Regions from separate parts of the Homo sapiens genome. Here regions 1, 2, 3, 4 and 6 are each linked to region 5. The links are chromatin loops, found by intact Hi-C in ENCODE. Cell type or tissue: Caco-2. All regions are shown on one strand. Links, peaks and the distances in the headings refer to the core of each region. The heading gives the core; the rest is flanking DNA.

Region 1 (5,261 bases), core at 583-4,582, 170 kb after region 5:
CCAGAGAGAGTCAGCCATGTTGCTTCTGATTTATTTCAGCATAAATTGCATTTTGAAGGTTCTTTCACAACTAGGAAAGAACAAACAAAGGAGTACATTCTTTTTCCGAATTTGGGTTATCACCTTTGATTTATTTTCCACTGCTTTGAAAAAACCTGTTCAGCCAGATTCTCTCACTGCTCTGGCCACTCCCTGGGCAGTGCAGTATGCGCTCTGGGAAACAGCACTCACACTTTCTTTAGGCTATGAGGAGTGTAGAGACAGTAATAGAATTAGTGATAATTGTATAATAATGAGTCATTTATTGAAGGTCTGCATGTGAGACATCGTACTAAGCACTTTATGTGGATAATCTTATTTAACTCTCACAACTCTCAGAATCTTCACAACTCTATATAAAGTTGATATTATTTCTTCCCCTCCCCGCTTTTGCAGATGAGAAAACAGGTTTAGAGGTTGAGTATCTTTTCAAAGGACAGACAGAGTAAGCAATGAAGTCAGGAATCAAACCACACATTCCCACTGCACAGCCTGTGCTCTGTAGTAAGTGACACCCTAGGCCCTGACAGAGGTAAATGGTACCTACACCTGTGTCTTCAGGAAGCCAGGGATCTCGTCCCGATTCTTCCATTAATTTGTTTTGTTACTTTAGGGAAAATACTCAACTTTTCTGGGCCACAGTTTTCTTCTCCTTTATAAATGGGATTATCTCTGAGATCATTATCCTGCCCAAAGCCAGAAAATAACAAGCACTAAAGGAGGGAAGTTTGTGTTCCAGGCACTATGTGTGGTGGTGTAAGGTCACCACCAAGCACAGCTGGAGGGATTCCTTAAGATGGGGGACAGAAGAAGTCATGTGTGATTCCATTAGGATAAAAGACACCCATCAAAACTTCACTGGGCATGATACTTTACCAAGAGAATTTTGGGGATAGGCTGTGCCCTGCCTTCTAGAAGTTTTTAATCTAGTTATATCACCGAGGCCCACTGTGAATGCCTACATGCAGTAGGCACCAAGCTACTGGCACCAGCACCATACAATCTAAATGATTCTCAAGGATCACTTTTTGCTTTGAAATATCTCCTTTGCTGGACTAAAATTCTTTCATTAGATACATGGTTTGAATTATGGTATAGAGTCTCTCAAGATGCAAATACTCCAGAAGCAACAGAGGAGGAAAACAGTCAATAATACCTCAAGGACAAATAGCTTATGAGAAAATTCAAAGCCAACTTACCAGAACAAGAATAAAGCTCTAAGGGAACAAGACCTAACCAGGGGAATGGTAGAGAATAAAGGCAAGGGTTTAAATAGAGAAGGATGGGGGCAGGACTATGGGAGTTGGGAGCTCCACACTGTGGACCTTTTGGGTGGCTGGAAGAAAAGAGAAGGGAGAAAGGAGAAGTATTAGGGTAGTAATATCCTGAGGGGCTGCAGGGCCTGAATCTTCCAGAAAACAGTTAATGATACTGGAAAGGTAAAGGGAAGGATCTCCAAAACAAATCTTTCACCCAAGGGCTGACCTACCAATTAGGCATGGGACACACAGTGCCCAGGGCTCACAACAGTTATAGAACAGAAGGAAAAAAATAAGATTTTAGGTTAAAGAACTGTTTCAAAATATATTAATTTATCTTTTTGCCAACACGGTCATAAAATATAATTTTTAATATTTTTTAAGGAATAAGGGGCTTCAAAGGCAAGGGTACCTATGTTCTATGAAAGCCTCTCACCTCTTAACTATTGTATACTGAAGGCTTATTCTAGGCAGGCACTCTGTGGTGTAAGTCCTTGTTTAATCTCATGGCTCTCTGAGGCTTGTGCTCTTATATACCCATTTCATAAGTGAAAAAATTGAGGTTCCTGACATTAAGATTACACAGTAAAGATATGGAGGCAGGATGCCAGCCCAGACATGTCTCGTTCCAAAGTCCTAATTCTGAACCACTAGCCATACTGCTGTCTTCCCTTTCGGCCTCTACCTTGCCAAATGCTGACAGTGTGCTGGACACAGATAGCCCAGACAGCCAAGACAAAAGTCCAATAGAATGAAGATGCCTTGTGAGCACAGGGCAGAGGTAAAGGCATTCGGGACACAGGGGGTTGGATGGCAAGGAGAGAATGATGACATCACTGGTGGGAGGTTGATGGTGAAAGTTCAGGCCATCACTCCTGAGGCTCCAATATAGGAGAGGAAAGAGACAAAGGTCATTCGGTCAGTCAAAAAGATTTACTAAGCACCAGAGAGAGTTCTGAACCATATCCTATCAAATCATCCCTGGCATGAGGGAAAATATGCAGATGATTAAGCCAGCAGCAGGATGTAAAGGCTTCCAATCAGCACTACACTCAATCTTTGCACTTTTCCCACTACCTAGGTGGGTGAGAAGCATTTTTTATTTTGCATGATAAATCTGTGCCCCACAATTACGTTTAATTCATGAGACTGTGCATTTAATATCACCCTTTCACTGGCCATCCGAGGAAGGGGCTTGTTTTGGGAATGATTTTCAACAAGGGAAGTCCAGTCTGGTTTGCAGATGACACAGAAATCACTGTACTTTCTTTTGCTGAGATCCAGCAAACTGTTTCTTTTCACTCCCGTCCTTGTTCTCATTCTTCCATTTGGACACCTAGATGCTATTTGAGGCCTGCGGTCTCTGCTGGGGAAAGGCATAGGCCTGTCCGGGGCAGGGTTCCAGACACAGTAGCCTGCCTGCCCCAACAGCTGGGGTTGAAGGTATGAGAACGCCTAGGAACAAGGAAAATCCTGCACAGCAGAACTGGGGCTGGGGTCCTCAGTAAACTGCTTCTTTTTAAGTAGCTATGCTTCACTTTTCCAAAAGACTTGAAACATAAACTTTCTGGAGGGATTTGAAAATGCCATTATTGCACAATCCTCTGGTTTCTGTTTCTTCCCCTGCCCCCATCCCTTTCCACAAAATAAATGCATTCTTTGTCTCCGGTGCTGCCCTAGAAACAGGGAATGTGCCACACAAAGGTAACAATTCAGTCCATAGGTCACTTTTTTTCACCCCAGGTAGACTTCTGTCTTTCTCAACCAGGCATAAACACAAGAACCAAATCTGCCACTGCCTACATACTCAAGGGAATATCTTGGTTCCATCATCTGCAAACTTTCCTCGGGCTATTTTACTCATGGCTGATTAGAGATAGGACTGGGGATAGATAACATTAGAAAGAGACCAATCCGAAAGCTAATATATGACTCTTGATTTGATTCTTGAAGTAAAAATGTTTAGGATCCAGGAATAGTAAATTCTAGCTCCTCAAGTACTTGGAGGTGAGAGTAATTCCTTTCTGCCTTTCCAGTCCTAGCACAAAATAGGTTTGTCAGGCTTTTTACTAAACACAGAAAGAATCTTCACTTCTTATTTGGCCCTACCAAGATCTGAGCTTCCTTGTATTACTAGATATTATTTTATGGCCACACAGTAATTAGGTTTGCCCAACCAGATTTTAAGCTCTTTGAGGGTGGGCATTCATTGCCTTATACTTCTCCAAGTTTCTTTCAGTACCTACCACAATGCTGGGCATATTCTAGGTGTTTTAATAATTATTCGTTGACCTCAGTGCCTGGGAAACGGGATCCTTCTAACTATTGAGTGGGAGCAGTAAAACAATGCTAAAAAGGAGGTTGTGGGTTGTGGGGAATATTTTCATACCAAATTCACAAGCAAATTAATGGTTCCACCAGAATTTTGCTTCAGTGATTATTTACCTTTTGTTTTTACTTTTTTAAAGACATTTTTATACATTTTTTAGTAGAGATGCAGTACTGCCATGTTGCCCAGGCTGGTCTTGAACTCCTGGGCTCTAGCAATCCTCCTGCTTCAGCCTCCCAAAGGTTATAGAGATTACAAGCATGAGCCACCATACTTGCCCATTGATTATTTTCCTTTAAACTCTGAAGTCACGAGAATGTGAAGCCCTGAGAACCGGAACTGTGAAGAAAATGTATTGTCACTCATGTGAACCAGAAGTGAAGGGGTGTATGAAGCTTTGTGATGGACACAAAGTGTTGTTGCCCCTCCTGATGGGACTGCAAAGCTGGGATGCAAGTTGAAGCCCCATCTGGACTCCATGCCCTTCCTGGGTGAAAGCACTGGAGCAGACATGGAGCCAGGGCATGCTTCCTTATGAATTTCAGTAACTCGTACTTTCACTCCTTCAAGAAAACATGTGAGGTGTTTTTGTTTGTTTGTTGTTTTATGTTTTAGGGTTTTTTGTTGTTATTGTTGTTGTTGTTTTTCTTTCTTTTTTTTTTTCTTGAGATGGAGTCTCACTCTCTCGCCCAGGCTGGAGTGCAGTGGCACGATCTTGGCTCACTGCAACCTCCGCCTCCCAGGTTCATGTGATTCTCCTGCCTCAGCCTCCCGAGTAGCTGGGATTAAAGGTGTGCACCACCACATCTGGCTAATTTTTGTATTTTTAGTAGAGACAGGGTTTCACCATGTTGGTCAGGCTGGTCTTGAACTCCCGACCTCAAGTGATCTGCCTGCATCGGCCTCCCAAAGTGCTGGGATTACAGGCGTGAGCCACCACACCTGGCCTTTTTGTTGTTGTCTTTAGTGTAAGGGTCAGAGGAGGCATATTAGATCTTTCTAGAAAATTTGTTCCATAACTTTGTTCCATAAGGTTTGGACCCTGAGAAATGTTACTAGTTTAGTCAAAATAGCTTTTTTTTTTTTCTTTTTTTTTTTTTCTGAAACAGGATCTGGTTCTGTCATCCAGGCTGGAGTGTAGTGGCACAATCTTGGCTCACTGCAGCCTCAACCTCCCAGGCTTAAGTGATCCTTTCCCCTCAGCCACTGGAGTAGCTGGGACTACAGGAAAGTGACAACACACTTGGCTGATTTTAAATTTTTTTGTAGAGATGGAGTCTCACTATGTTGCCCAGGGTAGTCTGGAACTCCTGGACTCAAGGTGTCCTCCTGCCTTGATCTCCCAAAGTGCTGGGATTACAGCTGTGAGCCATTGTGTCTAGCCCAAAATAGCTACTCTTTATGAAGCCCAAGATAAAGCTTTATATAGAAGCAGGAGCAATGCAAATTCAGGTTCTATATAGAGAAAAGAAGTCAACATACTGCCCTTCTGAAGGTACTCAATACCAAGCTCTCCTGTATTCAAAATTTATTTGATGCCTTCCCCACCTCCCCTTTCTTAGATTTAATGGTTGGCTTGTGGAAGAGTAACTCAACGACTTGGAATTTGCCTCGGAAACACTCTTCATTACAGG
Region 2 (5,261 bases), core at 663-4,662, 220 kb after region 5:
AAAATAACGTAGGACCTTGTCTAAATAAGACTTACAACTGATGCCAGCTAAATGGGAAAAAATAGCAATAACCTTTTAAAACATTAATTTAGACTTTTATTGGAATACAAAGGATCTCTAGTGTCTGAAAGCAGGCATTGTCTCTCTTTTTTATTTCAACAGAACTGTGGCTTGAATACAACACAGCAGGGTGTGTGTTTTCTAAAGTTGGGTCATTATCAGAGTGTTCACTGCCGTTTGCCAATAAGCCTTTATTTGGCAAAGTTTAAAACTGCTGACAAATGGGATTCTTCCTGTAGCAGTATAACATGGTACAGCTTAAATATGCCTAATTACAAAAGTCCTCCAAGGGCAGTCAAGAAATCTATGCTTTTGAGAAGATTCAGATGGACAGTCCTCAAATATTAATAGGAAACAGGAAAATCTTTGAGCCCTCGGTCATGTCGCTCTTGCTCCTATTATTATGGATTTTAAGTTGCAGGGGCCTGTGAGATTATTCAAAACAATGTCTAGTTTTATCCGAAGCTGCAGGGATTTCCGATTTCCATAAATTTCTCTGGAGACATTTAAGAGGCGGTTTTTTACTTCTGCACACTTTGGTCCGTGGGTTTCTGTGGGTGTGTGTCTGTAACTTTCCTTCCCTGTTCTAATTTGTCCCTGTTCAGAGACAAATAAATTGGAAGATTATTATCCAAAACTCCAAACAACATTAATTCCTTGCACATATTTTGTGCTTTTAGACTCCAAGAATGATAATAGACAATCTCTTTAGAATGTGGAAGGGGGACCAATGTCAAACCATTTAATCACAATCTCCACCTCCAGGAGCCCCTCTGAAAGAACAGAAGCCTTACTTGAACTGGATTTCATGGGAAAATCTGTGCCGCGAACCTTGCTCTCTAATTATAGCTGGGGGAACGTGAGGTTTGTTTGGAATCAGATGTAGCTTTCCACTACCATAATTACACATTTTATTTCAAACACCTCACTGCAGTGTTTGAAGATGTTAGCACAATTGCACTAAGTATCATCCTGGAGTTCTTGCTTGGGAGGTCTGGTAGAGAATGAAGGAACAGGACAGCAATTGAAATGATGAGTTTATAGGAGTCTAATAATTTCATGGCTGGAAGTATGACATAAAGAAATGAGCTTGGGCTTTTTATTCAGAGCTGGGAGTTCTCGTCTCAATTCTGCAGCCTAACTGATAAGACCTTTTACTAACCAGGTAAAACAATTAGCAACTGGGATCACATTGCTGGGAAGATGCTGAGTAACATTAATTAGAGTCTCAAAGGACTTTAAACAAATACGTACATCTAGAGAAGAATTTTTATAATGTAGTTAAGAATGCTTATTGAGAAAGAAACTCAGTGTCTATAATCCATTGCTGACTAGCATGCTTAGCTATGGTTAAATCTTCCAGTAAGCCAAGAATGAGGGGAGAAGAGGGAGGCAGGTTGGGACGAATAGAGTAAGTGGTAGAAGTGGGTTCTGTTCAACCATATGTAGAGGAATTAATCAGCTCTTTTTCATGGATTTAGGGCCCTCAATCCCTATATAATTCCTCAGATATTTGTGCTACCTGCCCCCTTCCCCTCCATGTAGCTGACCTTAGAAGATTAGAAGAGAGAGACCACTGGGCTTATTATCTGATGAATGGCTCTGTTTTTACTGTGAAATTATAGGAAGTGGTTTAAATTGAGAATAATAGAAACAGTAACAAATAATAAGAATACTTGCTATCCTGTGTTAGATCATCTGGCAGGCTATCTGATGAGAGATAGGGTTTCATCTCGGGAAGTTTTAGAAAAGAGGCCAGATATATACCAAGTACTACTCTAGGTATTTCACAGACATTTTGTTTCACTCTTATACAAATCCCGTGGAAGAGAAATGACTTTCCTCATTTTAGATTCTAGGGAGTGACAGGGGACAAGTCAAAGGTAATTTGGAGTGAAGGCTGCCCTGATCAACTTCCAATGCATTGGATTATTTTCATTTCATCATTTTCTCAGTGCTATGGAATCTTTGTGATCCATTAATAATATTAATAATAATCCCTACATTTGTATGGCATTTAATACTAATGGTTTTCAAGGAAGTTTCACATGCATTACCTCACTGGACTCTCAAAAACAAGTCTGTGGGTTGGGCAAACAGGAATTATTACCTTCATTTTAAAAATAGTGAAACTGAAGCTCAGAGAGGTGGCATGCTTTATTTAGGGCTAAGACCAGAGTCCAGCTTCTGTTAGAACTAAGCCTTGCTTCCTGTTTTCCCTTTGGAGACCTTGAGGAAGACCATGAGCCGCCAAATAGCTACCATGATATTGCTAAACCCTGTACCAACTCGTGGACAGTAGTCTCATTAAACGCTCAAGATCCTTGGATGGAGACCAAGAACTCTCTATCTCTGCAAAAATCTCTACAGAAACATTTTTCTCTTTACTCTGCCTCCTCATTTAAATGCTAAAATATTTACAGTGAGTGATAAGTCAGATAACATCATGCTGCCTTGTGAATTTTTAGGGAAAAGATGAAGAGCACATGATAAGGCTGGGAATTTTCAACTGCCTGGCACAGTGGAAGAAATATTTGTCTAGGTGTTAAGACGTGTGGGTTCTGGTCCTGTCTCTTTCACTTATTAGCTGTGTAACCTGTTACTTGTTGTGTTAAAATAAATCCTCTAACAGTTTCCTAAGTTATTAAAGGGACTGTCCTGATAAAATCATGATGTGTGAGGGCTTTTAAAAATTGTATACTTGTTCGGGCGTGGTGGCTCATGCTTGTAATCCCAGTACTTTGGGAGGCCAAGGCAGGCGGATCACCTGAGGTCAGGAGTTCGAGACCAGCCTGGCCAACATGGCGAAACCCCGTCTCTACTAAAAATACAAAAAATTAGCCGGGCATGGTGGTGGGTGCCTGTAATCCCAGCTACTAGGGAGGCTGAGGCAGGAGAATTGCTTGAACCTGGGAGGCGGAGGTTGCAGTGAACCAAGATCATGCCACCTCACTCCAGCCTGGGTGACAGAGCAAGACTCCGTCTCAAAAAAAAAAATTGTATACTTACACGTGTGTGTGCCACACACAAACATTGTGACATGCAGTATGATCACATAAAATATGGATGATTTTCAATCTACTCCTATAACCACAAAGTGAGGGAAAAGGTTTATATATCCATATCATTGTGGTAGCATGGTATCTTACATAAGAGCACCCTCAGGATATAATTTTTATAATATTATTGGTAGCAGGAGCTTAACTATTTGAAGGAAACCAGATAGGTTTCTTATAAGGAATTCCATCTCTTGGGATCCTTGAGCAGGCCATGAGATCTGGTAGGTTTTGACAAGAGAAAATGAGAAACCATGCTCAGGGCCAGTCTGGCTATATGTACTCACTACTTGCTCATAGTTGAAATGATTTTTAAGAATTGTATACAATATTGCTATTAGCAGTGAATCGGGGAGGCAGGACAGGGGACAAACCATGGGACTCAGAGTCAGAAAGGGCTGAGTCCAAATCTAAGATATATCACCTGCCAGCTGTTATGAGTCTGTTGTCTAACATTTTTGACCTTCAGCATCTTCAACTGTGTGAGCTGATCACACCATATCATAGTTTACTTTGAGGATTAGATGAAATCTCTGTGTAAAGGACCTCAAATACTTGCCATGAGATAGGTACTCAGTAAATGGCAGCATCAGGGTTTTCTACACTCCTCATCCTACAACATGGACTCTGAATACAGCAGTGAGGCAGGATTGTGTCATCCAAACTTGAGGATTCCTCATCTATTGACAGTTGTTCATTTGGGTTTGTAAGAGAGAAGTAGTTTGATGTTGAAAATGCTGTTGGTTACTTATTTTTGTTGAGATTCTTTAAAAGTGAAAAGAGGCAGTTGACAGCCTTTTTTAATGCAGAAGCTCTGAGAAAAATGGTGCCAGACCAACCTGTTTTGGCACACTCTTTGCTGAAAATGAAAGGCCATGTGATCTCCTGGGGATCATGAGACTTGAGTTCAACCTTTCAGCTACCCCAGAGTGAGATCATGTTCTATCCTTCATTTATTAAGAAACCATTTATAGAATACCCACTTATGAGTTAGTGTCAAACTCATTGTAGTGTACTTAGTATCTGGCTCATTGTAGGTGCAAGAAAATTTGTAATAAGTAATTATATGCATGACTGAAGAAATAATACTATATATGCTATACAGCTAAACTTTTTTCCTCAATACTTCCTTTTCTATAAGATGAGTGATGTGGACTATAATCTCCCAGCTACCCACAAATCCCCAAGTTTTAACTTATATATTTACATGGCTTTAGATACAATCTAGGTCCCTACATGACTGTAATATGGATACATAAAAGTTTATAGCATAACCCTTATTTTTATACTTCCTGCACTTATCATTTTTTTCATCCTTTATCCTTGAATTCATAACAGTCTTAGGAAATGATTCATGAATGCATTAAACCCTCCCTTAATCAGATACATGAAAAATTATAGTGTTAGTTTATATTTTTTTAAATCGTAGATCTGATTTATGGCTTTTATAGTTCAAGTCAGAAACTTTTGGATTCGACTCTTCCATGAGCAAAGGCTATGTGCTTTAAGTAGAAAAAGTTTCTTTACCTTTTCCACGTAGGTGAAGAAACAAAGACAATTTAACTAAAACTTTCCTTTTTTCTTTCTCTCCATTGATTTCTGGCTAAAACCCTTCTTGGGCAAATTTTGCACCAAAGTAAACTGGTTATAAGGAAAGGAAAATGAATTTAGAGATGATGTAGTTTTTTACACTCCAGTATGATTTCCGAATCTATCACATGCACATTGTAGGGGTATTGTTCGGAGCAAAGTATGCACTTGGGGTACCCCTGTGTTGTGTCTTAAAAGGGGGATTGTTTTTGCCACAGGACATAGAAAAGAATGGTCTGATGCATGCTAGTCACATCACCTGCCACTCTGAAAGAACAGTCAGGGGCTTTAGGCATAATGAAAATGAGGAGTAAAATGCTGGGTGTTTATCTCCAGCATTCCAGATAGAAATATATCTCTGTCCAATGAGAAGCATCTCCTTTAACAAGACTGTGGTGCATTCATCTCTCCTGCGTATACACGACGAGCACACCTCATCTGTCACGTCGGGACATGTTAAAAGGAACCCTCTTCCCCTGCTCCTTTCTACTCTGAATAAGTAATTATGAAAAACAAATCATTGCCATGTCTCTTTCTTTCTTCATTTTTATTGGG
Region 3 (5,261 bases), core at 623-4,622, 130 kb after region 5:
GCAAATTCTTTCGTTGCACAGATCTATGAATTAATCAGAACAAAGTAGAAAAGTGCTAGCCATAGTGGAAGAATTTAGTTTAATTTTTCTTCTTGGCAGGAATATGTGTTCAAGTACATTATAAGCAGACAAAACATGTAGCTGAAAATTTTTTGGAAGAGCTATTAAACTTTCCACTATAATGAACCAGTGATGCTTCTAATATCTCAAATAGAATTCTATTGATTTGGAACCTGTTCTCATGTTACTTAGCAGGTCTTCAAGGTAGATAATGAGTTGTAATTACTATTTCCTTTAAAAGGACTTGGACAAGATGAGCTGCAGGGTGGTGACTTCAGAACTGGCATACTATGCTCTATTTTTCTTTACTCCTCTTTGTACTTTGTGTCCTTTTAAAATCATTTGTATTATCAACTCCATTTTAGAATAGGTAATAATATAAAGTAGAGAAATTTACATAAAATGAAGATTTCCCTTTGTCTCACATATATTTTCATCCAAATTTAACTTTCTTTCCATTTCAATAAAGTCCCTTTTCTTTTTTTGACAAAGAAGGTAAAAGTAATTTTTAAAGGAAACATGGAATCTGTTCCCAGTGTGTTTATAGATTGGCTTAATAGAAATAATGCATAGTTTATAAAGCATCTCCATGAAGATATCACTGAACACAGGACATAGGATTTGGACTAACACTAAACCTGACTAAACTCTTGGCTCCACTATGTATAGCTGAGCGACCGTGGGCAAGTGTTGTAATCTCTCTGAGCTTTGGTTTTTGCTAAGAAGTAAGGCCAATAATACTTGGTGACTAATCAAGAGGCTGTAAGTAAAGCATTTTGCACAGTCCCTGGTATACAGTAAGAATTTAATAAACAGAAACTACTATTATCATCCAGGCAGAAGAATAAATGGAGTACTTAATCCTTTTACTAATTCAAGTGTGTGCTAATTGAAATCTCTAACACCTCATTAATGTGGAATGACTTGGGAGTTTAGTGGTTCTCACTGGTCAAAAATTTCCCTAATTACTTAAAGATGTTTATTATCATTAATAATTTAAATCAGGGAAGTCACGACTTCTCTGAGCTACTCACTTAAGTAGATCAAACCCCATCCAACCGTGTTGGAATTCACTCACGTTCTTTCCGAACAGTAAAGCTACCATAGATTTTTACCATGGTCCTTTCAACTTTTTACCTCTCTGATCTCATTTTATTCCATTTTACCCTCAAAACAACCCAGTAAGGAAGGGTAAAACTCAAAAGATCCTTACCGGTGTGGCTCCTGGACCTATTTAATAATCTATTAAGATCATACAGATCTAAGGAAACTGACATCCCTGGGTATTTATACAAGTGAGTGTATGTGTGAGAGAGTCAACTACACTTGAGTTCTGAAGAATGGGACTGTCGGTAGGGGCTGATGTGAAGGGCAGGCATAGGGTGAAAGATCACTGGGCTTGACTCTTGGTTGTTGAAGGGAGGACACCGACTGGCAAATATGGCCATGCCTGTATTATTCCACTCTGGGACATATTTGTGGCATATATGAGATGTAAGAATGAATCCTTCACAGGGACATTGGATGGGTTTTTCAGGCTATGTAGTAAATAACTATTTGGATGGTGCAGGCAAAGAGTTAACAAAAACTCTTTTCCTTTTTGCATGAGAATCTGACCTTTGGTTAACTTCTTAACTTGGTTTCCCTGGAAACAGATAAAGATGGTATGTGTCAACTATGTTACTAGGCAACATTGCATATGGTAAAAATGACCCCTCATTGGTAGAGTGCATCTGGACTGGGAGGAACTATAAATGAACTGCAAATACCTGCTGGCTATGCTTTGGACTTCCCTGAATGCAGCAGTTCTTGTAACTAGCATGTCTCTGGAGAGGACCTTGCAAACTATGTCTATGGAGTTGTTACAAGAGTTACTGACTCCTATGGGAAATAAGGCTCTTAAGTAAAGGCAATTCCTTCACCTGCCCAGTGTGGATCTCATCATTTGGCACCCGAGCTTCCATGGCTCTAATTGCAGAAGAATACCTGATGCTGGCCTACTGGCAAGCTATAGTTCTGATCCTATATTCTTCTGGGCAGACTGATGTCAAATGTGATGTGTGATAGTCTTAGGAGTCTAAATGTCTAGCTGAGCCTAAGAAATCCCCCTGCTGGCTGTTGCATGTTGGTTTAGTGTCATTTCCTTTGGATAATCTGTGAGGCATGACTTTCTGGAAGAGATCTGAAAACAAGGAGGTCTTCTGTAGTGCCTTTATCTATAGAAACTTAAAATTAATTCATCCATCCATCTATCCAACCATCCATCCGTCCAATATTTATTTAGAATCTACAATGTGGTAAGAATTGTGGCAGATAAAACATATATTCAAGGTCCTTTCTCTCAATTAGTCCTCACATTCTATGGAAGGAAAAGAGGTATATATTGATCATTAGTAATACCAGTAATACTAATATCCAATATTTATTAAATACCAGATACTTTGTTAAACCCTTTACATTTAATCTTTAGTTTGACCCTTTCATTTAATCCTTAATAAGAATTCTGTGAAGTATGTATTATTCTACCTACTAATAATACTAATGTGTATTATTCTACACATTTTATAGACAATAAATTTGAGGCATGCAGAAGCTGCCTCAAGGTCACACCCCTAGCATGGCATCTGAGCTCAGGCAGTCTGATTCTAGATCTCATGCCCTCAACTAGTGTGTTATTTAGTGTGATGTGCAACTAAATAGAGGTTCACATCAAGGACTTCATTCAACAGTTTTCTATGCAGGGTCTTCTGCCTCCACTTTCCCATCTCCTCAAATGCCTGAAAGCCCACCAGTTAAAATTAATTTGCGTTAACAAGCAACCATTCAGGAGGCATCAGGAGAACCAGGGAGATAGGCAAAGAGCAGAAAAAGGGCAAACTTTACCTGGATTTAATTGTCTATCAGTTTTATGCCTCCCTGTCTCCAGAGATGGCTTAAACTACTCTCTGACCCAACTTGACCAGCTTCCTTGTCCAGTTCTGAAGGGCCTGGCTCACAATTAGGCAGAAGTGAGCATTGTGGCATTGTATGTCTTCAAGGATTCCGTTTAGAAACTAGACTATGAGATGAAATGAAACAATGCATGTAAAGTGACCACAACTGTACCTGTCATGTCTTAAACACTCTATAAGTCATAGCTATTATTATTCTTTCTTCCTGTATTGCTTGCAAAATGCTACAAACTATCAGAAAGTCAGACCTCTCAGTGGCTTTAGCACCTAGTATTATTTTCAGTCATATACATTCTTTGCATGTCTGTCAGGAACATATTTGTTAAGTGCTTGTTGGGTGAACCAAGGTAGTGACTACAGAAAGTACAGGGAGCCATATTAATCAATATCCATATGATACATTTAGGAACACATACTAGGAAATTTGAAAATGCATTAAGAACCCTTACCATGAGGCATCTACCACATGGAAATTGTCAGGTCTCCAGTTCTTACTCCCCAGAAAGGGGACTGTTTTGACTACAGAGAAAATTTGCTATTATTAATGCTTATCAAGCTAAGTTCATACAGAAATAAGTAAGAGAGTCAGGAGCCACTCTCCTCTTTGTCACACTCCTTGGACTTAACGACACCACTCTGCTTCTGCCCAGTTTTTAGTAAACATGGCCTTCACCATCAGCCAACCTTAGTTCCAAACACTTCTCAGGAGAAACCTTAATGATAGGCTGTGGTTCCTTTTTATCCACCAGAGCTGTCTTGTCTGATATCACATTGATGCCCTGTGTCAATGCCATTTGGATCTTTCCTGTGTATAGAGTCTTAGACCAATTTTCCATTTTGTGAGTTTCCTTCTGCTCCTAACAAAGAACAGAGAAATGCTCTCCACATTCTGCTTCCAGAGCTGCTCAAGTCTCTCTGAAGATTCAGTACCTAGTCTAGGTTTCTTTTGCTGGGGGTTAGATTCTGAAACATTGAGTTCCCTGGCTTCTTTGCCTAGAATGAAGCCTAGAGCCAGAAACGATCTAAGGCAAAGATCTCAGAAGAAGGTCCCACCTCAGGTGATGAGCCTTGCCTGGCCTGAAGTCTAGGGTGAGACTTAAGTGCTGGACTGTCAGCATAGCTTACATTTCACAGAACAAACCAGAACTCCATTCAGCACTCCACTTACTTCATCTGGCAAACATTATGAAGCAGGTACTGTACTAAGTTTGGGGAACAGAAAGTTGGCAAAGACAAGGTGTCTTCCCTTGAGAAATTCAAAGTCATTAATTGTTCATGTAACACAGAATACATTCATGAGTTCATTTTTTTAGAAAAAGGAATATTGATTCTCAAACTCTCATAGAGAAATGTTCACTACTTCCTCTAGCCTGGAGTCCTAAAATGTCTGACTCAATGAAGAAAAATGCCAACTGCCACTAGAGCCTACTCAAATGAAAACTCTGTAGCAGAATGATCTTGATTATCTCAGAAATCCCTGACAGAAATGGAAGCAATATAAATAAACACAAAAGAAAATAGAGGTACTGTAACACAACTATAAATTGCTCTTCTCCCCGACTTTCTTCCAATCATCCAGGGCAAAAGAAGGAAGTTGGTCTTTGTGGCAGAGAATAGACCAGCAGCTGTTCTCTATCCTGCCAAGAGGGGAGAGACTTATTATAAACAATAGCCAACAATATGTCCTTTGGGACGGGAAACTCAGCCAATTTGGAGGGGGCCAGTCTGGAAGAGAGAAGGAGGGTTAATGGGATGGGGGGGTGACCAACATAACAGAGGATGAATTAGGAGAAAACACTATCAAATTTTCCTGTGTACTTATGTTTCTATTACCTCATTAGGGTGATTACATAATGTGACTCCATTTATAAACTAAGAGGGAAGGAAGGGGCGACATTCTCCTTAGCGGTGGCTGATGTGAGACATTAACATACCAATAAGTCATGTGGGCAAACAGTTAACATGTTTGGGAACATCTTTCCTTTCTCTCTTCATCTGTTTGGTATTTTGTCTGCTCCTTCCCTCCTTTCAGCCATATATGTGTATCTGTGACTCAGAAATGGAAATGGAGCTGACAACTTGGGTGCCGCCATTTTGAGAGCTCTTCATGTAAGAAATATATGGAGTTTGTTTTACTGTTTTATATTCCATTGGGAGAAAAAAAAATGAACAATCTTACTTACATGTATTACTATGCATGGGTCCCTTGCCCATTCCTCTCTGCAAAATCCCCAGAGGAGTTCTTAGCCA
Region 4 (5,261 bases), core at 891-4,890, 75 kb before region 5:
ACAGCCCTATTCTTCTCTGCAATGGCCATATTGTATTATACTTGAAAAACAGTATAGTTCTACATACGCAGATGAGAATGAAAGAAAACAGATTATTAAGCTTGGAAGTATGATAACCTCCCCTTGATCACAGCTATAAGCATATTCTGGAAATGGGGTACTATGACGATCTTGACTATATATCAAGAGTCATTTGTAAGCCTGAAGTGCCTAGACCTCATTGTCCAATGATCCTAATTCAGTATCTTAAATAAATTCCACCTATAATTCTAGTGCATATACGAAGTTAAGAATCACTAACCCAAAGGCTTAGTTAAGATTGATCAGGAAGAGTTATCCAAAGTAGTAATTGTTCATTCATTCATTAAATAAACATTTATGGAGTCCCTTACTAGAAGGTAGATACTGCTCTAGGCACGGGCCATACAGCAGGGAACAAAGTTCCTGCTTACTGAAGTTTACATTCTATTTGGGTGAGGCCCACCAGTCACAAATAAACAAGGAAATATACAGTATACCAGATGGCAATAAGTGAAAACGCTCCATAGAAGTTATAGGGAATGCTGGTAGAACTCTTATTTTGTAAAGAGGCTGGGAAAGGTCTCTCTCAGAAAGGTGATATTTGAGCAGAGACCAGAAGAGAGTGATTGAGTAAATAAACTTTCTTTGTGTGATAAGGATTGGGGGAGAATAAAGTAGTTTAGCCCAACTATATGTCTTATAACTCTAGGGAAATTTGATTCTGTTATAGCCAGCCTTTTAGAGACCATGTTGAAACTGCAAATTAAATATCTGGAGTTTTCAGAATCAAACACAGCGATTTATGTTAGTTCCAAATCAAGCCTAAGGCTGTATATTTACACATCACATAATTTAATGAATGGGCCACATGAACATGCTCTCTGAGTAGTGTTTATACTTTGTGATTTTCAAGCTTCTAAGCTTCTCAAAGGGAAACAATAGTAAAAATGGTCTATTTAAAATTCTTATTCAGTTTGGTTTTCTCTTCAATTCTGTCTGAACTTCAGAGATTTTAATGTGAGCAGAAGTATCCTCCTTCTTAACGTGAAAGACTGCATTTCCCATTACCTCTTAATATTTATATATGTGGTTACATAAGTCTACATTTTGGTGAGTTATGTTACTGACAGACCATATCTGAAAATATAACTAGATTAAATTAGCATGTTAGGTAAATTAGCACTGACATGTGCTCTGCGAATGACTTAGCACTCAGTGTGGCTCATGCAACCACTCCACCTCATTTCCCTGATCAGAATGGTTTTAACTTCACAAATCAACTAATATTTATTGGGTACCTATTCACACGGATAGTGCTGCCCTAGCTCCTGAGAGGACAAAAAAATATATGTAGGATTTATCCAGTCTTGGTCTCCATAAATTAGCAATATACGTTGGTTGACACACAAAAGCAAACAAAGTACACGCTAGTTCCTGATTAGATGGAAAGACAGGGTAAAGAGTTCAGAGAAAATGGAAAAGGATGCAATCTGGGAAGACCTTATGGAAGAAATGAAATATGAACTGGAATCTGAAGGATGGTTCGAATTCAGATAGGATGGGAGGGGGAACAAAAGAAATACAACATAACCAAATGCACAATATAAAAAACCAATTCATTCAAACATTAAAATTCACTAGTAGTTCCAAGTATCAAAGCATTTACCCATTTTTCATTGTTTAGAAAGGTACCTTCATGTTGATTGCAATTATAAGTAAAAAGCTAATATAAACAAAGGGGTAGAGAGAGTCTTTGTTTGGGATATAGTAACACACACCCACCTTAATATGTTCTAGCCAATGAGTAGATTCCAAGTTAGACAACCAGTGGGTTTCCTCAATGTTGGGGTACACAATCTCCTTAAGTTTTCGTAATGATTCTCTCATAACATGAATATTGTGGATATCCAGGAAAACTAGTTCAGCATTTTGATAGGCATCTTCACTTTCATAACCTCCACCCTTTGCCTGGAAAAAAGCACACATCATGGAAAATCATAAATGAATGCACATCTGTAAACAAGTGACATAAAATATCCAATAGCATAAAAGATGATACATATTACTGGAGACAAGGAAAACTCCACAGGAAAATGTGGATGGCTCAGGACAACTTATTTAGCACAACCACTCGCTTTCTTGTGTTCTTCTTTACAAAATGAATATATACGTAGTCTGACTTGCCCATATGGCCATTATTAAAATTAAATATGAAACACATAGGAAGGTATTTAAACACTGTAAAGCACTAAATTTTCCCAGCCCATACGCCAAGTCCTACCCAAACATAAGTTCTTACAGATGACTTCCTTTCATATATACTGAAATTACCAGACTGTAAGTTTCATGTGCTGAGACCACATGTCTGGTTCACCTATGCTTCTTCACCTCCCTGCCTCTTCACCTCATTTTAATCTTCATATCTGAGAAATAAACTCTTTGCAATCAAAATGACCTGCTTCTTTTTTAACCACATAATTCTCTTTAAATAAAAAGACAGAACAAGGATAAAAGCACAGAATGCTATCATCATCAATGTTCTCAAAGACTTAAATCTACATCTACAAAATAGAATGAGAAAATATTTGGTGTTCAAAATAAGCTATGGCTAGAAAGAAGAACCTTATTTTTCTGGACTTAATCTTTTTATATTTCATGAATAAAATATTCTATCTCCTACCTAACTCGTGTAAAATTATACTTCTTAGAGCCCTAATAGAAACAAATTAGGAAAATACTGGAGCAGTAAATTATACAAAATTAAGTGATTATATGACCCACACCTTTGAAACAACAAAACCACCAACTCATAACCAGCAACAAACTACTGAAAGAACAGAAGTTCAGCTTCCTTTCTGACACTGAGAGTCTGGGAAATCGTTTGGCACAATTATAGAATTTACAGTATTTCAAGGGATACCTGTTAAAGATTACTTCTGAAGAGTGGGAATAAGACAGGAACTTTCAATTCAAATTTGTTGCAACATTCTAGAAAGACAGCAGTGGTAACAACTATACAGAACCTGTCACCGAAACACATAGAATAAAAATGCCCTGGATTCAGGTAGTGGCATGGTTGTACAACTTTGTGAATATACTAAAAGCACTGAAATGTACACTTGAAAAGATGAGCGCTTTTCAGTAATGGTACCTGCTGCTGTAGTTATGTCTTCTCTCTCCTTCCCTCCTCCTATAGATTTGGTCAACTGAACCAAAATTTCAATTTCCACAATGCTAATATTTATTCTGCTGGAACAATCAGCTACAGCTAACTGCCAATTCTTCAGTCTGAATAACTTGTTCAGGTGGAGGACGGTCAGAAGAGGGCACCACTAGTCACCGAGAACACTAGTTCGCTATTCCTAGAGCAGTACTATACAGGGACTTCAGTGAGTCATAAGCTCAGTTAGTTGTCAACTTTGGAGAAGTGGGAAGCTAAGAATAACTGAACACCTAGTTATTATGTAAGTAAGCAAAAGTTTATGCATTATTTTTTATTAAATGATTTTTGCTCCCAAAACAACACTGTTAACTATTATTATTCTCATTTTTACCAATAAACAAATTGAGGTCTAAAGAGGTTAAATAACTAACTCAAAATCACACCATCAAGTTGAAGAGCCAAGACAAGAACCTATATGTTTACCACTGTAGAGCCTGAGCTCTTTTTACTACACTGTGGCCCTGCCAAACTCAGCTGATTCATGAAACCATAATTATAATTACTAAGAGACCATCTGACCTTGTTGGCAACAGCATTAACACTTGGCCGGGCATCAAATATAAAGATTTTGTGAGACTGGGCATTGGAATCCATGATAGCTTGAAGGTATTTTTCATCTTCTTTGCTTCGCTTTCCACTCACTCCAACCATGGGCTGGCTACACCGAGTGATTGTGGCTTGACTTTCAGGATGAATCCATGATAAAACCTTAATGAGGAAAAAATGGTAACACACCTTTTACATACTTCTCTGTTTATAATTCTCAAAAACAGTACTCAGTAAAGCTCTGCTTTCTAATTGGATCCAAAGCCTGGCCATGAAAGGACATCTGAGGCTGCTAAGAAAAATCATCACCTTTCCTTCAAGCCAATTCTGGGATGTGGAAAACTTGGTCTAATTCTTTAGTCAGATACTGATTTAGGAAAGTATTTGATTATTGGGAAATGTTATCTCCTGAAAAAAATACTGTGAAACAGGGCTAAGTAAACCCCACTTAATATATTAGTAAAACTGCTCAGTTCTAAAAGCCTTTAGAATCTATGAATTTTGTACCTAAAATTATTTAAGCTCATCTTTCTAAGATCCAGTTATAAATCTGTAAGGTGTTCTTTCTAGGACTTAAAAAAAAAAAAGAACATTTATCATCATGACTAAAGAATATACAATAAGATAAATAAATAGTGACTAATACACACAGCAAACTTTTTCAGTGAAGAATCATGCAATTCTGTGCAGTTATCTAATACCCATATCACACTCTCTGGAAGCCTCTTTAAGTCTTTCTTCCAGTTTTAACTTTACTAAATAAATCAATCTCCAATATCCCCATGAAAGACCTGCTGCTGTAGCTATTTATATCCTGAATCCATTCTCCTACTCATTAATCTCAGCATTATGTTGAGTAAAAAAGCACTTGCAAAGGCTCATCCAAACTTCCTACTTACTGGGATACGGCCTCTTGATCTGAAGGATGCCACTCTCTTTAATTCTTCATCAGGAATATTTGCTGGCACAACCAGGAGGGCAGGGTATGTATCACAAAGTTCATATCGTTCATTTATCTTTGTTATTCTCCAGCTTTCATTTGGAATTCCCTACATGTGAAATGAAACATAAGACAAATTACTATATAACTAAAATATTAAACGACACCAGGACAGAAGCCATCCTGTTCAATCTCTCTGACCTCTACTATCCATCTCCTAAAGTGTTGGGATAGTTGTTGTCAGCCTGTGGTATCAGGCTTTCAGGATTAGATATTCTAATGTAGGGATACGTATTCATTTGTGGAACCCAATTTGATGTTAATATAACAGACATTAATTCACTAAATATTCAGTGTGGACCTGTGCTAAGCATATTCAGGAGGTGGAAGGAAACAGTAAGACTTCAAATATTCCTTTTTTTTTTTTTTTTTTTTTTTTTGAGACAGAGTCTCACTCTGTCGCCCAGGCTGGAGTGCAATGGTGCGATCTCAGCGCACTGCAACCTCCGCCTCCTGGGTTCAAGTGAATCT
Region 5 (5,261 bases), core at 709-4,708:
ATGTATTAGAGTCACCTGCGATGAAGTGTTAGCCTAGATTGTTTAAAATTAAGCTTTCTAACTAGTGTCTATAATGTATCTATTACATACTGTTGATTAAGGAGAGTGCCACAAACAGGTATGATGATTAATGAAATAAAAGATACATAGAATTTAGCAGGGAAACTTCCATACAGTAGACATTAAGTAAATGTTACTTTTCTACCTTCCAGAGGAGAGTAATGAAAGCTGGCATTCTCTTATGGAAAATAGGAATCATACTTATATTTTTGTCCAGAGAGGATTAGGCTAATCTACTATATCACAATTCTCTCGAGGAGTACTTAATTTTCTCAAATTTGTCAGTAACATAATTTTTTATAGAGAAGTTCATATACATATATAATCTTTATACTTGCTGGGCTTTCTGTTTTAGGAAATAAATATGTTCAAGTGGCACCGTTAGGTATATTAGTTTGTAATAATAAAGGACACTTATTTCGTGTAATTGCAAAAATCCAAAACAAAGGTTATTTGCAAAGGAATTATCTTTAAAATTAATATCAATGCATTCATCTTAGTATTGTCATTAAAATTTTAAAAATGACAATGTTAGAGTTCCAAGGGACCTTACAGATTTTCTAGATCAAGCTTCTTATTTTAAAAGATGAGAAAACTGTAGACTAGAAAGTCTAAATGAAAAGACCAAAGAGCTAGCTCAGCCAGAGACTTCAGCATGGGAGCTTCCTAACTTCCAGTACTTCCTTCTTTCTAACATACTGTGCTGCTTCATGTGGTTCTAACTTCTCTGCCTTGGATGAGAGTACTGGTTGCCTCTTATGCTATTCTGAGGCATAGTTGTCATTTGTAACTTTCCCATAAAATTCGAATTTTCCAACCTGTTTTCTGAATGAATTACACAACTGAACATGTTAATCCTCAGCTTTCCAAATTTCAAAGCAATAAATACAGAATTCAAAAAATACTTGATTCAAACGTGCAATATATATAATCAAACTGCAAAGAAAAATCCTCCTTTCCTGGATAATTCAGGCTACAAATTCGAAAAAAAAAAAACCATTTAGTGAGCACCTATCACATGCTGAGACTATGTTAAGTGCTGGAGATATGAAGATGATTAAGATTGCCCTCAAGTATAATAGCTTATAACCTGGTAGAAAAGGCACTTTAAGCCAACAATTATAGTGTGCTTATTAAAGACTCTGAAAAACGACTGTGCAGGGAGCTATGAGTGCATATGGCAATGTAGAATGACGGGATCAGACAGTGGTTCCCCAGTGAGGTGCTGAACATCAACAGGAAAAAAGGCAATAACTACCCATATTTAGCAGAATCCAAAATGAATTATAATAGAGCCACTTCAACTGATTGAAGGAGAAAATGAAAATTGTGTGTTTTCACACAGCAGTTATCGAATCACTCTCTAATAACAATTAGACTATTATTCAGTGGAAAAGAACCAGATTTCATCGTGGCTGCATAAAAAGCAAATACAGGTCTTATATTATTTTTTAAAAAATTTTTAAATCATTATTTTAAAATCAAAGAAAAAGACTGCATCCAAAACGCGTCTAGTTAATATTCATAAAAGCTCTCTGCAAAGCTGCATAAAGTCCTCCTCAAAATTCCAGGATAAAATTCCCATCTGTTACAAGAGAAATGACAACGTGGAGAACCAGTAGCCCAAGAAGGAAGAAAACTACCACTCATTTTGTTTTCTTAAACCTATCACTGGGGATAAAAACCACTCAGATTCCTTGATACTGACTTTCAGCTGGAAGATTTAGAAAAGAGAAGCACAGGAGACATTTTTATTTACATATTTAAGCAAAAAGGGAGGCGAGAAGAAAATCAGAGTGTAGAGAAAAGCATGAAAGAAATTAAGAAGGTGAAGCCATGAAAAGAGAGAAAAGGGCTGGGCAAGAACCCAAAAACCAAAGACATAAGAAGGGGTGGAGGAGGAAAGACTGACTTTAGGATGGTTTTGGAAAAAGTGACAGAGAAAGACAGGAAATGTGGGGAAAAGAATGGGGGCGGGGGGAACTGTCTTAAAAAAGGTTTGAGAGGGAATGAAAGACAGGAGAAAGTAATTAACTGGGACCACCTCCATCGGGGAGAAAACGAGATCGGAATATGAAAGGTAGAGGAATCGATAAAGAAGCAGCGAGTTTTAACCTCCTTTTCCTCAGCCTCCACGCCCCAGGGAGGGAGGCAGAAGTGGTTCCCAAGTCCCGGGGAAGGAATTCCGGCGTAGCCTTCAGAAACCAGAATCCGCGAATTGGGGCAACAATCCAGCAGGTCCCCGGCCCCTCTCCATCCCCTTCGGACGCTGGGCGGGGCCCTGGGCGTCCTGGTTACCTGGACAAGGAGTCCACGCTGGGCGGCCGAGCCGCCGCCGGCTGGGAGCCAAGACTCTCGCAGCTCGAGCTCTTCTCCATCGCGCGGCAGGGGCAGCACAGGGAAAGGCTGAAGCAGTCTTCGCGGCTACAGGGCGGGAGAAGCGGAGGGCGGAGTGCTACGGACCGGGGCCGCAGTCAGGCCAGCGCCGGCCCGGGAGGGAGACCGGAAGCGGCCATGTTCCCCCAGAGTGCACCGCGCCTGTAGGCTGCTGGGCAGCGGGAAGACCCCACTGCGCAGCTCAGACGCCGGCATCGACTCTCCGTGCTGGCTGTGTCCGGCCGCGCGACATCTGGTCTTGGGGAAAGGGAGGTGGCGGCTCCCAGGGTGAGGGGGTCTGGTGAAGCGGGAGGGATGAAGGACCAGACCCTTATGGAAGGAGGAGAAATCCTAGGTGTAAGAGGAATGAGGGAACACTAAACATGAGGGTCTCAGGAAGGCGATAAGGACCTGAGGCCAGGAGGATGATTTAGACAGGAATGTGGGGGTCAAGGAAAACAAGAGGACCGGATAATGAGAGAAAAGTGAGAAAGAGGTATGGGAGAGGGATTGGGGAGGATCTGATATACATGCAAAAAGAATTATATACTACTGGATGCGGTGGTGTTGGATTACCCAAGTAGAAGACAAACTTTCACCGATTTTTCCCTGCCCTTTCAAATTCCCGTGCCTAGCAGGAAGGGAGTGTGGAGGAATAGAACTGTGATAAGAGAACAGGAACTGGGTAAAGGGGAAATGCTTCTGCTAGGATTTTTCTGTTAGGATACAGGAAAGCCATAAGGACACCATAAAGGGATTTTTCTGATTGAGATTGAATCCTAATCATCTCATGTATGGGGTGTAAAATTATGCAAAGATTATTCCTGTAAAAAAAAAATCAGACCATCCTTAAAAAACTTCCTTGCTAGGATAAATTGAATTATATTGATTTAAACTAGATTTAATTTATAATGTACAACTGATGTCTTTTAAAAAACCTTATAGTTGCAGTGCAGTATTAACTTGCAAGTACATTCCCAAGAAGAACAACCTAGCTTAGTTATGTTCAGTGTAAGGTAGAATAGTTACTGATGAGTATGTGTTTAAGCACAAAAGGCTTAGCCTTTTTTGAGTTTGGCGAGGACAGACAGCGACCGATTGTTTTTATTTCCATAATTTTTAAGATACCTTAACTGGACTCTGTAGGCAAAGGGAGTAGGTAGTCAAAAACATTTTTTAACAAGCTTAAATATCTATCATGACTCATAGAAGAATTTCCTTATTTCTTCACCATCTCTACCTGCCTTCCAAAATGCTGACTCACTGTCAGCTACTTTGACTTAAATTTCCTTAGTGAAGGCTGATGAACCCTTGAATGGGAGACCTATGTACTTTCTTCCACCCAGTTCATTCGTAGCACTTTGTTAATAGAACCCTCGAAACCTTCTGCCTGATGTAACAATATGTGTATGGTTCTATCTAGTGATTAATAAAGAACAGTGTAGTAAAAGTGTAGAGACTTTGGAACCAGACAGATCTTCATCGGAATCCCGGTTCTGTCTCTACACTTGCTCTGTGCTGTGGTTAAGTTGTTTCACATCTCTAAAATGGGAATAAAATGGGAATAAAAATATCTACGTAATAGGTTGTTTTTCTCTGTGCAGAGTCGGTTGCACAGTACGGTCTCACTAAGTAGATTTATTATTACTTGTTTTTCCACTGAACTTACTGCTTGACTTCTAACCTGACTGGTAAAATGGTAACTTCTCAGAGTGAAAACACAAGCAAAGAATATCAGCTGGAAATTAATTAGTGAACTCTAATTAATTAATGAACTCTAAGAAAATGAAAAAACATGGTTAACTTGGGACCTCACCAAAAGTTATTAATTTTTCAATTTATAATCTGGGCTGTTTTTTCTCAAACTATCTGCAAGAAGGAACAGTGTTTTGTTTTTAATTTTCAAACCATCACCAACCAAAACTTTTTTAAAATATAAGAAAAATTAATCACAGTTGGTTCCATATCCTCAGATTCAACCAACCACAGATTGAAAAATTTGTAAAAATTGTAAAAAACAAAATAATACAAATAGAAGACAATACAGTATAACAACTATTTACATAACATTTACATTGTATTAGATATTATAAGTAATCTAGAGTTGATTTAAAGTATACAGGAGGGTATGCATAGGTTATATGTAGACACTAATGCCATTTTATTTAAGAGACTTGAGCATCTTTAGCTTTTACTATCCTTGGGGGTCCTGAAACCAATAACCTGCAGATACTAAGGGATAACTGCACTAGGAAAATTAAAGAAAAAGGTTTGCAAAATACAAGGCCAAATTGTTTATTAGATTTAACAGATATTACTCCTTGAAAGTTTCGTGAAAGTTCCTAAACACTTATTCTCAATATTGCGTTGATCTCATCATAGACTGACAACAGTTCATGTATGGGTACTACACCAAAAAACCATTGAGATCTCATAAATTAATAAAGTTGCAGAATACAAAATCCACATCCAAAATTAGTTTGCATTTCTATGCATCTATAATGGCCAAAAAAGAAATCAAGAAGGCAATCCCATTTACAAAAACTGCAAAACAAAAACAAACAAACAAAAACCAGGAATAAGTTTAACCAAGGAAATGAAAGACCTCTACAAGAAAAACTATAAAACTCTGATAAAGGAAATTGAAGAAGATGCAAATAAATGGAAAGACATTTCATGCTCATGGAACAGAACAATTAACATTGTTAAAATAACCATACTACCCAAAGCAATCTACAAATTCAATGTCTATCAAAATATCAGTGTCATTTTTCACAAAAAAAGAAGAAAAATTCTAAAATTCACATGAAACTAAAAAAGAGCCT
Region 6 (5,261 bases), core at 583-4,582, 61 kb after region 5:
CTGTATTTTAGAGGACACTCTAAAATAATTATTAAATGCATTCGCTCACCACTCACTGACACCCAGTGTGACTTTCAGTCCTGTAAGCTCCATTCATGGTGAGTGCCCTACACATATGTAACATTTTTTATCTTCCTTTATCATATATAAAAAGCATAGTAAATGTTTTTACTATGCTTTCAATAATTATTTTGGAGTGTACTCCTTCTACTTATACAAAAAGTTAACTGTAAAACAGCCTCAGGCAGGTCTTTCAGGAGATATTCCAGAAGAAGGCATTGTTATCATAGGAGGTGACAGCTCCATGTGTGTTATTGTTCCTGAACACCTTCCAGTGGGTCAAGATGTGGTGGATGACAGTGATATTGATGATCCTGACCCTGTGCAGGCCTAGGCTAATGTGTGTTTGTGTGTGTTTGTGTCTTAGTTTAAAAAATAAAAACAAAAAATTTTTAAAAAATTTTAAGTGAAATAAGCCAGGCACAGAACCATACGTTCTCATCCATATGTGTAAGCTAAGTTGCTCTCATAGAAGTAGAGAATAGAATTGCGGTTTCTAGAGGTGGGGAGGATGTGGGGAGAAAAAGCTAGACAGAAGATGGTTAATGGATACAAAATTACAGCTAGATAGGAGGAATAAGTCCTGGTGTTTTGTAGCACTCTAGGATGACTATAGTTAAGGATAATTTATACTATGTTTTCAAATACCAAGAAGAGGATTTTGAACGTTCCCAACACAAAGAAATGATAAATGTTTGATGTGATGGTTATGCTAACAACACTGATCTGGTCATTACACACTGTTTACATACATCAAAATATCCTACTGTACCCCATATATATGAACAATTATATGTCAATTAAAAATAATTTAAAAATTGTAAGAAAATAGAAAAAAAGCTTCTAGAATAAGGATATAGAGAAGAAATATTTTTGTACAGCTGTACAATGTGATTGTATTTTAAGCTGTGTTATCACAAAAGTCAAAAGTTTAAACAATTTAAAAGTTGTAAAGCAAAGCAAAAAAATTAATGTAAAAGTTAATTTATTATTAAAGAAAGAAATTTTTAAAAATAAGTTTAGTGCAGCCTAAGTGTACAGTGTTTATAAGGTCCACAGTAGTGTACAGTGATGTCCTAGGCCTTTGCATTCACACGCCACTCACTCACTGACACCCAGTGCAACTTCCAGTCCTGCAAGCTCCATTCACGGTAAGGGCCCTATACAAATGTACCATTTTGTATCTTTTTAATTATATTTTACTGTACCTTTTCTATGTTTAGATACACACAAACTTACCATTGTGTTATAACTGCCTACAGTAGTCATCACACTAACATGCTGTATAGGTTTGTAGCCTAGAAGCAATCAGCTATATCATATAGCCTAGGTGTGTAGTGGGCTAGATCATCTAGGTTTGTATAAGTACACTTTATGATGTTTGCACAATGAAATTACCTAACAACGCAATTCTCAGAACATACCCCCAACATTAACCAACACATGGCTGGAAACTGCATCTTATCTTTCAGCCTCCTTGAGACAATCAACTAGAGAATCCTGTTTTTGCTCTGAGGCGAAGTAATCTTAGAGAGTGGAAAACATACATCCCATTCCTAATGTTACTTGTTGTCTTTAGAGACAGTGTCTCAATATGTTGCCCAGGCTGGCCTCGAACTTTTGGGCTCAAGCAATCCTCCCACCTCTGCCTCCAGAATAGCTGGGACTACAGGCACGTGCGACTGAGCCCAGCTCCATTCTCAATTTTAGTTGAAAGAGGCAACCTGTTGTATTTGAGGGGGTTTAAATAAGTCAGGACAACATATTTAAAAGTACACTTAACAGTACCAGGAAGTATTTATAAAATAGGGGTGTTCACAGCCTTTCTTTCTTTAGAGAATCTTCTTTATGGCTTCCTGGACAGATGAAGGTAACAGGTAAGGCAGAGAGAACTTAGGAAACCCAAGAGCGTAAACTTAACTTACATCAAAAAGTGCAGAGCATTTTAGACAGTTTTGGGCAGAAGCGTATTGAATAGTTGCTGAATAGGAGAAGGCAGAGCAATATAGGCTGGGTTTGGGAAAGGTTCTTTTGGAGTTTCATGAGCGGGAGGAGAGAGAATTTGGGGGACTTTTGTACTTACCATTTATTTTATACTGAGAGAGCTATTAAGAAGATTTGCTTTGTGATTTAAATGGAGTTCACCTTTGGTGTTTTTGAGAGACTTCGTGAAAACTAAATCTGCTTTTCAAGTATTCCTTGGTGGCAGGACCATTTGTCTTTGAAGGGGAAACCTTGGAGATGGGCTCAATGGTGGATACAAAAAGACTAGGATTTGTGAAAGTTACACATGTGCCTGTCTAAGAGGGAGAAATGTCTGCTTACCTTCTACTACCTGGGTTAAGGTATATCTTTGGAAGGAGAATGATTGAACCTAACAGAAAAATATTTAGCTCTTTTGAATTCTCAGAGGTAGTCCAGAGAGTGGTGAAATATGTGAGTACAGGGCATGACTAAGCAAAAACTGATGAAAGGACTAAAAAATATTTAACTGTAGTCTTGGCATGAAAGTCAAATGGGAGTTAGAAATTCTAAGAAAGATATTATAATCATATGTGAGTTACAGGGATTATTGAAAATTGAAGTTTTTTTTTCCTTTCACAGCTATAATTTTTATTAATTTTTAAGAACACTTACCAGAATACTGAGCAGTTGGTTGCATATTGCCCACATTTCTTCTTTGGTCTTTATAATCTGGAGGTGGCCTTGACAAATGTCGGTTTATCTGATCTTGTGGAGCAATTTTCTCCTTGAGAAATGATATGAAAGCATATTATGTTGCATCATTCCCTTTTCACTTGTGAAAATACATGTAAAATTTTGTAAAATTTCAGAAAATATAAGAACAATTTTGCAATCATGGGTTACAAATCATGACCTTATTTTGTAGTCTTAATTCAGAGACAAATCTTTTCAATTTCAATAAACTTCCTGTATGGAAGTATAATTTCTACTTTTCCATAACAGTCAACATGTGTTTTGGTTCTAGTAACTACTCCTATTTTCTTTATTTTGCAATTCAATTTCAATGAGAACTAAATTTCTGTGATTTTTCAAGATGCTAATTTCTAATTTTGTCTAAAAACAGACACAAACAAGGTCACTGTGCAACCTCCAAAACACCAAACACCCCCCTCTCTTGTTAAATGAGTGATAGCTACTTCTTTATTCAATGAGAATAGCACATCTGATATGCTTTGGCAGGTACCTACGTAGAATTCTGGTCCCACACAGTGGGGAAAGCATAGGAGGTAGGGTTTTCAGATAAAATACAGAACATGTAGGTATTCTGTATTCTTATTTGTTTTTGTTTGTTTGTTTGTTTGTTTGAGATGGAGTCTTGCTCTGTCACCCAGAGTGGAGTGCAGTGGTGTGATCTCGGCTTACTGCAACCTCTGCCTCCCTGGTTCAAGTGATTCTCCTCCTCCTGAGCCCCTGGGATTACAGGTGCCCGCCATCACGCCCAGCAAATTTTTGTATTTTTTTTTAATAGAGATGGGCTTTTACCATATTGGCCAGGCTGGTCTCGAACTCCTGACCTCATGATCCACCCAGCTCAGCCTCCCAGAGTGCTGGGATTACAGGCATGAACAACCGCGCCCAGCTCTGTATTCTTATTTGTTAAATCTGATGACCCTAGGTAGGAGGAGATGTCAGGAGATAACCAACAGGTACCGATATAGGCACTATATGAATTTTATCTCTTTTTTACCTTCGCATAAACAATTCTTAAAGGTAGGTATGATTATTTCCACCTAAAAAATAAGGAAATTAAAGCCTTGTTAGGCTAAGTAACTTGCTCAAGGTCACACAGTGGTAGAACTGAGACCAAATCCTGAGTCCAAAACTCAGGCTCTTTCCTGACACACAATACGAGGCCCCTTGCTACTCTGTTTCTCAGCTCCCCATTCTAAAAGCACAGGTTTGCTGTCCTCCCTTCATTTCTTCCTTTTGGAATCAGCCTTTTGATCTTTAGAATAGGTGACTTTGGAAGCTAAGAGAAAAAAAAAGAGACATTCTTTTAATATGTCAATATCCTCAGTCAAAGACCACTAGGAACACAGCTGTTGGCTTTATTACTTGTTGCAGCAAGGGAGAACACACATCATGAGGGGTCACAGGGTGTCTCAGTAGGAGAATGTTAGAAAGAATCTGTCCTGAGATTTGGACTTTGAGTGATTTCGGAAGAGTCTAAGGAAATGGGGCTTTGTTCTAGATTGGAAGCTGTCACAAAGTAAAGTCAATTCTAACTGAATAAAGAAGTAGCTATCACTCATTTAACAACAGAGGGGGGTGTTTGGTGTTTTGGAGGTTGCACAGTGACCTTGTTTGTGTCTGTTTTTAGACAAAATTATGAAGTGTTATTTTGTCTCATTTTATCATGGTCTCAGAGTAACCCTGTCTGAGGTTGACATTCTGTAGGATTGTTTATACCCAACAGAGAACAAAACAGCTTGGCTGTGAGTATCATATCAGCTTTGGGAATTAAGGGCTGCTTTTTATCTTGTTTGGTATGGATCAGGGAGTTTTTAGAATGACTTCACTGCAATTTTGTATGCATCCCAAAGCAATCTCAATTTTCAAAATAAAAATAATCAGCATAGGTAGACGGAGAACACTATAATTATAGAAAAGTCAACAAATAGAAAAGAAAACTTTGTAATAGATACATGGGTAAATTAGCTGGAAAACAAATGTGCACTGCCTAACTTAGAACTGACTTAAACCATGTGTTTCTCAGTTTCCCATCACATTCCAAACCTTCTTAGTAGAATAAGTCTACTATAAAGGAGAGGAAAAAGCCTTAAAACAACAACAAACCAAATTTAAATTCTTGTTGCTAAGAAAAAGGCTTGAAAGACACAGTTTTTTGCACATAAGTAATTCATATAAAACACAATTTTGATGAGCTAAGTGTAAATGAATCAGAAACATATGGATTACATTTCTTTTAAACATGGGTTTACAAATTAAGGGAAAAAGTGGTTGGTGAAATGCTCTTTGGTTTTGCCCAAACCCTAAATGTTTAAGAAACAGCTTGAGATGTTCCATGAACCCAAATGTGGTGATGTTCAACCAGCTCTGCTGTAAACTGTTGTGTGAGATGACAGTTTTGATTTTATGCCAGCATGGACTTTCTGAAATCCACTCTTTTCCAAAAGCATCTGTCATTCTTTCTTATGTAATTAGGTGTTTCTACC

Evidence for each region. A loop is a pair of places that touch in the nucleus more often than their neighbours do. Peaks named below come from ENCODE experiments on the same cell type or tissue, not always from the same donor. Only the 100,000 strongest peaks of a DNase experiment are listed, where the experiment ranks them.
Region 1: a loop joins it to region 5, with 2.5 times the contacts of the local background. A loop is called at or near these places in 2 of 110 quality-filtered maps.
Region 2: a loop joins it to region 5, with 3.0 times the contacts of the local background. A loop is called at or near these places in 5 of 110 quality-filtered maps.
Region 3: it touches region 5 in a loop (6-fold over the local background); 4 of 110 quality-filtered maps call a loop at or near these places.
Region 4: a loop joins it to region 5, with 4 times the contacts of the local background. A loop is called at or near these places in 16 of 110 quality-filtered maps.
Region 6: a loop joins it to region 5, with 2.7 times the contacts of the local background. A loop is called at or near these places in 8 of 110 quality-filtered maps.

Annotation. Positions count from the first base shown.
Region 1 is chr11:96,096,035-96,101,295 of GRCh38, forward strand. All of the region lies in intron 1 of MAML2 (mastermind like transcriptional coactivator 2), which reads right to left. Among named protein-coding and RNA genes, the nearest start is that of MTMR2, 170 kb to the left of the region's middle. RefSeq lists a silencer at 1-45. In Caco-2, for the core only: no CTCF peak of the experiment used is centred there; DNase peaks (open chromatin) are centred at 2,057 and 2,987.
Region 2 is chr11:96,142,963-96,148,223 of GRCh38, forward strand. The region is part of intron 1 of MAML2 (mastermind like transcriptional coactivator 2); the gene reads right to left. Among named protein-coding and RNA genes, the nearest start is that of MIR1260B, 200 kb to the right of the region's middle. In Caco-2, for the core only: no CTCF peak of the experiment used is centred there; a DNase peak (open chromatin) is centred at 2,627.
Region 3 is chr11:96,048,859-96,054,119 of GRCh38, forward strand. All of the region lies in intron 2 of MAML2 (mastermind like transcriptional coactivator 2), which reads right to left. Among named protein-coding and RNA genes, the nearest start is that of MTMR2, 130 kb to the left of the region's middle. In Caco-2, for the core only: a CTCF peak has its summit at 2,155 (motif pointing left); DNase peaks (open chromatin) are centred at 1,453, 1,813 and 2,152.
Region 4 is chr11:95,845,911-95,851,171 of GRCh38, forward strand. MTMR2 (myotubularin related protein 2) reads right to left here. Exons shown (of 15, transcript NM_016156.6): 8 at 4,690-4,839; 9 at 3,764-3,952; 10 at 1,804-1,989. Among named protein-coding and RNA genes, the nearest start is that of CEP57, 58 kb to the left of the region's middle. In Caco-2, for the core only: a CTCF peak has its summit at 3,332 (motif pointing right); a DNase peak (open chromatin) is centred at 3,351.
Region 5 is chr11:95,921,517-95,926,777 of GRCh38, forward strand. It overlaps MTMR2 (myotubularin related protein 2), which reads right to left and starts at 2,591. Exons shown (of 15, transcript NM_016156.6): 1 at 2,359-2,591. The coding sequence starts at 2,438. RefSeq lists enhancers at 2,569-2,618, 2,679-2,808. In Caco-2, for the core only: no CTCF peak of the experiment used is centred there; a DNase peak (open chromatin) is centred at 2,525; H3K4me3 peaks cover 3,118 bases.
Region 6 is chr11:95,982,834-95,988,094 of GRCh38, forward strand. MAML2 (mastermind like transcriptional coactivator 2) reads right to left here. Exons shown (of 5, transcript NM_032427.4): 4 at 2,698-2,809. Among named protein-coding and RNA genes, the nearest start is that of MTMR2, 61 kb to the left of the region's middle. RefSeq lists an enhancer at 1,916-3,115. In Caco-2, for the core only: no CTCF peak of the experiment used is centred there; no DNase peak of the experiment used is centred there.